Regions from separate parts of the Homo sapiens genome. Here region 2 is linked to region 1. Evidence: read pairs that join two places in POLR2A ChIA-PET (ENCODE). Cell type or tissue: Panc1. All regions are shown on one strand.

The links. Peaks named below come from ENCODE experiments on the same cell type or tissue, not always from the same donor. Only the 100,000 strongest peaks of a DNase experiment are listed, where the experiment ranks them.
Region 2: POLR2A ChIA-PET joins it to region 1 with 12 read pairs; 2 of 35 experiments call an interaction of 5 or more read pairs at or near these places.

What each region holds. Positions count from the first base shown.
Region 1 is chr5:96,450,630-96,454,629 of GRCh38, forward strand. The region is part of intron 4 of LOC101929710 (a long non-coding RNA gene); the gene reads left to right. It also overlaps a transcript of CAST not described here and the pseudogene LOC102724070. Among named protein-coding and RNA genes, the nearest start is that of PCSK1, 19 kb to the left of the region's middle. In Panc1, no CTCF peak of the experiment used is centred here; no DNase peak of the experiment used is centred here; H3K27me3 peaks cover 401 bases.
Region 2 is chr5:96,324,877-96,328,876 of GRCh38, forward strand. The region is part of intron 3 of LOC101929710 (a long non-coding RNA gene); the gene reads left to right. LOC107986365 (a long non-coding RNA gene) reads left to right here and starts at 2,141. Exons shown (of 2, transcript XR_001742457.1): 1 at 2,141-3,953. It also overlaps a transcript of CAST not described here. In Panc1, no CTCF peak of the experiment used is centred here; a DNase peak (open chromatin) is centred at 35; H3K27ac peaks cover 1,674 bases.

The DNA of each region.
Region 1 (4,000 bases):
TAGATATACAATTCCACATCAGAAATATAATTTTCCCTGAATAATTGCAAACATTGCTCCAATGCCTTAATGCTGACAAATTTTTTGTTGAGAAGTTCATGACTATCTTCTGTATTTTCTTTCTGAAGGCTTTTGAAAAATTAAAAAATGCACCCCTAACATTCTGAAATTTCACAATGATGAGCCTCAGCACAGGTCTATTTTCATCCTCTGTGCCAGACATTTAGGGTATCTTTCAATCTGGAAGCTCATTTTTATTTCTGAGTCCCAGGTAGCTAATCTTAGCAGTCACTCAATAAATGATGATTGAATCAGACTAAACTGAATAAGAGTTCATATAAAGAAAATTCCCTCCTCCTGGGATGTCCTGCTTCTACAGAATCTTCATAAAGTGACATTCTGCCCATCCACCAAGATCTGACCTATGCCCTCCTAGATTCCTCCAATCTTTCCTTGCAGCACTTAATTGCACCTACCATTTGCTCCTGTGATATCTGTTTAATTGCTTATACGAATTCTACGTAATCTTAGACTGTACACTCCTGGAGGGCAGACACCTAGTCTTACACATCTTTGTGTACTATCTACCACCTCCATACTACTTCCAAGAATCTAACCCAGGGCTTAGCACTATGCAGTTCTTAATAAATGTCTGTTGAATGAATAAATAAATAAGTAAAGTAATACATAAAAGAAATTAGAAAACTAGTGCCTTTCAGAAAAAATCCTGTCACACAAACCTGACAAAAACAAGCAATGAGGAAAGGATTCCCTATTTAATAAATGGTGTTGGGAAAATTGGCTAGCCATATGTGGAAAACTGAAACTGGACCCCTTCCTTACAACTTATACAAAAATTAACTCAAGATGGATTAAAGACTTAAACATAAGACCTAAAACCATAAAAACCCTAGAAGAAATCCTAGGCAATACCATTCAGGACATAGGCATGGGCAAAGACTTCATGACTAAAACATCAAAAGCAATGGCAACAAAAGCCAAAATTGACAAATGGGATCTAATTCAACTAAAGAGCTTCTGCACAGCAAAAGAAACTATCATCAGAGTGAACAGGCAACCTACAGAATGGGAGAAAATTTTTTCAGTCTATCCATTTGACAAAGGGCTAATATCCAGAATCTATAAAGAACTTAAACAGATTTACAAGAAAAAAACAACAACCCCATCAAAAAGTGGGCAAAGGATGTAAACAGACACTTCTCAAAAGAAGACATTTATGCGGCCAACAAACATGAAAAAAGACTCATCATCACTGGTCATTAGAGAAATGCAAATCAAAACCGCAATGAGATACTATCTCACGCCAGTTAGAATGGCGATCATTAAAAAGTCAGGAAACAACAGATGCTGGAGAGGATGTGGAGAAATAGGAACACTTTCACACTGTTGGTGGGAATGTAAATTAGTTCAACCATTGTGGAAGACAGTGTGGTGATTCCTCAAGGATCTAGAACCAGAAATACCATTTGACCCAGCAATCCCATTACTGAGTATATACCCAAAAGATTATAAATCATTCTACTATAAAGACATATGTACATGGATGTTTACTGAAGCACTGTTCACAATAGCAGAGACTTGGAACCAACCCAAATGCCCATCAATGATAGACTGGATAAAGAAAATGTGGCACATATACACCATGGAATACTATGCAGCCATAAAAGAGGATGAGTCCATGTCCTTTTTCACGGACATGGATGAAGCTGGAAACCATCATTCTCAGCAAACTAACCCAGGAATAGAAAACCAAACACCGCATGTTCTCACTCATAAGTGGGAGCTGAACAATGAGAATACATGGACACAAGGAGGGGAACATCACACGCTGGGGCCTGTTGCGGGGTAGGAGGCCAGTGGAGAGATAGCATTAGGATAAATACCTAATGTAGATGACGTGTTGATGGGTGCAGCAAAGCACCATGGCACATGTATACCTAGGTTACAAACCTGCACATTCTGCACAGGTGTCCAGAACTTAAAGTATAATAAAAAAAAAAAAAAAAAAAAAAAAAAGAGGCCGGGCGCGGTGGCTCACGCCTGTAATCCCAGCACTTTGGGAGGCCGAGGCGGGTGGATCATGAGGTCAGGAGATCGAGACCATCCTGGCTAACAAGGTGAAACCCCGTCTCTACTAAAAATACAAAAAATTAGCCGGGCGCGGTGGCGGGCGCCTGTAGTCCCAGCTACTCGGGAGGCTGAGGCAGGAGAATGGCGTGAACCCGGGAAGCGGAGCTTGCAGTGAGCCGAGATTGCGCCACTGCAGTCCGCAGTCCGGCCTGGGCGACAGAGCGAGACTCCGTCTCAAAAAAAAAAAAAAAAAAAACAGAAGAAAGAAAAGAAAAAATCCTGTCACAGAAATTCCGAGTAACCAAGGAATGACTTCAGCTAATGAACAAATATGATCCCTACAGTTAAAAAGAAAAAAAAAATCTGTTTATTTCAGTTAAGGAAGAAGGCATACACTAAAATGGACCTGCAAGGTGTGATGAAAAGTAAATCCTTGAGTCATGTTTCTGAGTCTCAAAACACAGCAGAAACAGCTACTCGAAAATGCCAATTGGATACTTGTTTTTCTGTTAATTTTCACCACTGTGTGTATAATGCATTGAGTTTTGAACTCTTTTGGCATTAACTTAGGCAGAGTTACTAATGTTATTTAAGGAAAGTGTATAAGCAATAAGATTTACAGTTGGTCTACAAAATTATTTTCCAGATTAGCTTTATTTTACCTATGTGTAGTGAAATGTAATATAATGCTTCTAGAGAAGACTGTAAGTATTGTAAACTGAATCTTAAGGCAATAAAATTTCTTTACGAAATCAAGAGTGGACTAATATAAAAAAGAAACATGCAGTCTTCAGTATATCACAATAATGTGTCAATGTAGCTACAGGAAGTGTGTCAGGCATTACCATCGAGCACTGATAGAAGAGATCCAGTGTGGTTTTCCTATTGACCTATTGACTGTGACTGCTGTGCTCCTCTCAGTGGCAATGTTTAGCTCAGTCTGCATGTGATAATTGTTTCCAAAGCATGCATGGAATATGATTCGTTGACTTTTTCAGGTAACTAGACTCAATAAAAAATGTTGATATATTGATCTAATCAGAATAAATGCTTTGGCATCAAGTAAAAATCTTAAATCTTAAAAGTAATTCTTCAATATACCAAACATCCTTAAGACAAAGATAGACAAAGTAGCATATTTGTTACTCCATATTAAAGCTCTAGCCAGATTGGAAGAAAAAAAAAGAGAAAAATCTAGAAAATGATCTACATGCATCCAGACCAAAACAACAACAATACAAGCTGGCCTTGGTTGGTTCTACTGCGCAGAATTTTTGACCTTCAAGACCTGCATAATTTCCTCAAGATTTCTTTCTAACTTATATCCGTAGATAAAAATTTTTTGTTTTGCCTAATTCTCCAAATATATCTTTTTTTTTCCAACTGTCATATAAGACGAGGTCTTAGAGCTATTGTAGCCTATCTATGTGTTGTTCTTAAAACTAGCTCCAAATTAATGAACCCTACTACGTGGTAGCCGTACAATCTATGTTACCTTATTAATCCTGATAACATTCCTTTGAAAGGTGTCATCAGACCCATACTACAGACAAGAAAACTGAAGCCAGAGATATCAAATAACCAGTCCAAGGTCTGAAATTAATGAATTCCTAAGCCTATATTTGAACCTAGGTCCAAAGTCAATTCCCCTTTAAAATGCTACACTGCTACTTTTATGTTTTTATTAACACAAAAGAGGTGCTGGTATTGACTGGCAACCGTCCCAGCCCTATGATTTTATTTTCCAGCAGTTCAGTCATCTCATGACACCCTAATATTTGTAATAAAAATAAACACTTTTGTGGCTGTCTGCTAGAGGCAGTGGTGCAGTCTTCGCCATACACATCAAGGCAATTGTTGAGTGTCTGTCCTATACCTGGCCCTGTGCTGAGTCTAGCGGGAGCTACTC
Region 2 (4,000 bases), 130 kb before region 1:
TTCCATATGATCCTTTCTATATTTGTATAAGAAATGGTTGATTGGTTGCCAGGCACAGTGACTCATGCCTGTAATCCCAAACCTTTGGGATGCCGAAGTGGGTGAATCACTTGAGCTCAGGAGTTCAAGACTAGCCTTGCCAACATGGTGAAACCTCGTCTCTACTAAAAATACAAAAATTAGCTGGGTATGGTGGTGAGCACCTGTAATCTCAGTTACCTGAGAAGCTGAGGTGGGAGAATTCTTGGGCCCGGGAGGTAGAGGTTGCGGTTACCTGAGATCACACCACTCCACTCCAGACTGGGTGACAGAGTGAGAGCCTGTCTCAAAAATAAAATAAAATAAAATGGTTGATTGGTAGGAAACTAAAGCTGAAGACTAGAATCTCTATTAAAAAAGAGAGTTAGAGAATTCCTATGCATGCTTATTTGCAGGCATATAAATAAATTTGGGATGTAAAATCAGCTCCAAGCAATCAATCAATCTTTCTTTCTTTTCTTTCTTCTTTCTTTCTTTCTTTCTTTTCTTTCTTTCTCTCTTTCTTTCCTTCTTTCTTTTCTTTCTTCCTTTTTCTTTCTTTTATTTTTTTATTTATTTATTTTATTTATTTATTTATTTTTTGAGACGGAGACTCGCTCTGTTGCCCAGGCTGGAGTGCAGTGGTGTGATCTGAGCTCACTGAAATCTCCACCTCCCAGGCTCAAGCCATCCTCCCACTTCAGCCTCCCAAGTAGCTGGGACTACAGGTGCATGCTACCACGTCCGGCTAAGTTTTGTATTTTTTGTGGAGACAGGGCTTCACCATGTTGTCCAGGCTGGTCTCAAACTCCTAAGCTCAAATAATCTGCCTGTCTTGGCTTCCCGAGGTGCTCGGATTACAGATGTGAGCCACCGCACCCAGCCTCCGATCTCTTAGAAAGAAGCAATATAAATTAACAATGCCAATGTCTTTCATGGTGAGGAAAATGGCACAAATGGGTAGATGGCACCAATGGGTAGATTTCTGTTTTGGCTGGGTATACAAAGACCCAACTTGGCGATCCACATGATACATTAAGTCTCTCCACATATCTAAGGGTCTGCAGAACATTCACCAACGGTGTGCTACAGATACCATCTCAAACTATTCCCAACGGAATACCTTGTCTTTTCACCCAACTTGCTCGTTCAGTCATCCAACCAAACCAAGAACTTGGATATCATCCACATGACTTTTCCCCACCCCCTATTACCTGCCAAACTGTCTCATCTAATCAGTCATTAAGTTAACTTATGTTGATTTGGTTCCCTTATTACCTTTCCTCTTTAACCCATTTCTTCTGGTGCTGCTGCTTTGCTGAGTTCCTAGTCCACCCTTTCCCAATCTATTGTGGTAATCTCCCTTCTGATTTCAATGGCATATCATCTCACGTTGAATGACCTACAAGGTCCTCCATGACAAGCCTCATTAGTCTAATGTCTCTACTACCCTTACTCTCATCCTAAACTTTAGCGATGTTGAACTATTCACAGGTCCCCATTACATGTGTTTTTATATCCCATGGCTTTGAATGTTCTCCTCTTCTTTTCTTGGAGTATCATTCCCACATAATTTTATCTGTCAAACTCCTATTCCTACTTTAAGACCCAGCTCAAGCATCTTTTTCTAGAAAGCTTTTTTGGAACCCCAAACTGTTGATCATTCTCTTCACTGGGCCCCCTCTTTAATTTGTACGTACCTCATTATTATACTTGTTAACGGTATTGCCATTGTTTGTTTGCAGGCCTGTATTTCCTTTAAAAATGTAAATTACTCAAAGGCAGGAACTATGGCTTTTCATTTTTTTTTTTTTTTTTTTTTTTTGTCTTCAGCATCTGTCGCATTATCTGGCACACAGCAGATTCTCAGTGAGTGTGTTAATTGAATGATTATGAATAGAGTTCATGATCACTTGAGATTTCACCAAGTTCTATTCTTCTATGATTTATGATGTTATACTTATTTTAGGTTTCAACACTGATTCAAATGTCAGGGGCCAATTTGTTACTTAACCAGTGTTTTTATCCGTCTGCTCAGAAGTGGTAGCTGTTCCTTCTCTGGAACGGTTGAAGGGGGATGGAGCAGAAGCAATCACCTTGTGCAGCAATGGAAATGGTAAAGTTTGCCATCTATAATGAGAGCATATCATGGGCAAGGGGATGGTTTTGGAGTGAAACTGATCTCAGTTTAATTTCAGTTCTGTTTCTTATTCCGTGTATGACTTTGGACAAGGTTATTTGACTTTCCTGAGTTTCACATTTGTCATCTGTAAAGTGGTAATAATAATAACACCTGAATCTCAAATTTGTTGTAAGGATTAGATCAGGTAGTGTGTGTAAAGGACTTACTACAGTTTTTCGCATATAGTGACTTCTCAATAAATGGTAATTGTTATCATTATCATGACTTTTATTGCAGTAGCCACACAAGAGAAAAAAGCATGATACTGCCTTCTGATCCCCAAGGGATTCCTCCTTCAAAGATAAAGTATACTACTGGGATCCTTATTCAATCTACAGAACACAGAAAATTATTTGAGGAACTATTTTCTCATTTCTCTCAAGAATGGTAGCTAACCAGTGCCATCCTTTTTACAGGAAAGATGTTAATTCATGATTTACAAATAGTATTTTAGGACGTTAATTCTCTCCCCTTGAAAACGGCAGAGTGACCCCCAACACTCAGTGGAATAATGGGCTGAAAATATAATTTTAGAATCAGTAATAAAGTTTTCAAGACACTTAGAGACATCTTGGGTTAGCACAAAATAAACGAGAAGGTTTTCTTCGCATGTGTCTTTTAACTGTGTTGTGCTTCTAAGGTAGAGAAGACAATTCTGTGACCAATGGATCAGAGATCAGAAGAGCGATTCAACAACTCACTCTAGGGATAACTTAGGGCAGTCCCTTATGCACCAGCAGCTTCTGTGTATTTATAATGAGGATAACACTCACTCTGTTGATCTCACTCAGCCTTGGGCATTTTAAATTACATCATATATTTGGAAGTGCCTTACAATTTGTAAAGTGCTGTACAAATCTTAGTGATTATGAAGATGATTATTCTGCTTTCCTGCCATCCGGCTTCCTCCACCAGATGCCCCTAATGAGCCCAGATCTCTACCAGCAACTCAACTGGTTCTGAAATGAGGACACATGTAGCTTTGGTTGAAATAATCAACTTTTGTTTATTCTTTTGCTGCTTTCATTCTTGTGAAGCTGGGCTTTCCTTGGCATTTTCATTGACGATTAAAGATCCCAGGTACTATTTCTTTCTAACTGCTCTTCTGAAAAATGTTAAAAACTCATGGCATCTGTCAGCTCCATCAGGCCACTTACTGGGTTCCCAAATCCCAGGGAATTGCCCAGAAGGCCTGGATGAGTGTTTTATTGCACTGGATGGAGTTATCTTCTGATTTGTTTTTGCAGGTCAGAAGCATTAACAATGAATTTAGCTTGCTTTTTTCTCTGTCTTTCCTTCTCTCTCCCTCTCTCTCTCTCTCTCTCTCTCTCTCTCTCTCTCTCTCTCTCTCTCTCCTTGTGACATGGCTATAGAACTGAATATCCATTTGCTACTAGGTTTCCTTTCTGGGCGTTTGTGTACACTTTTCAGAGGAGCAGAAATCAAGGCAGATTCGGTGCCAGTTATTTTAATGGAGAAAAAGATTGACAAACCATCAGTCTTTCTCACTCGCTCACTGCAAGAAAAGATGTGACATGACCTGCAATAGCATTTCAGACCATCTGACTTAAGACTTGAGTTAGTTAGGTTTTATCTCCTCCAAGAAAAATATTTGACCCTTCATTTCCAGCCAAGCTCTTCTATGCTCTAACTATCATGCCATTTCCTGCTTCTTGATCCTGGTTCTTCACTGGGTATAACTTACCTTCCCTTTCTCATTGTGGAAAAGCGAAGCAAAACAAGAAATCATCAGGTAAAGCTCTGCCTCCTCAGTTATTTCCAGACCCCTCCAGTTTCCAT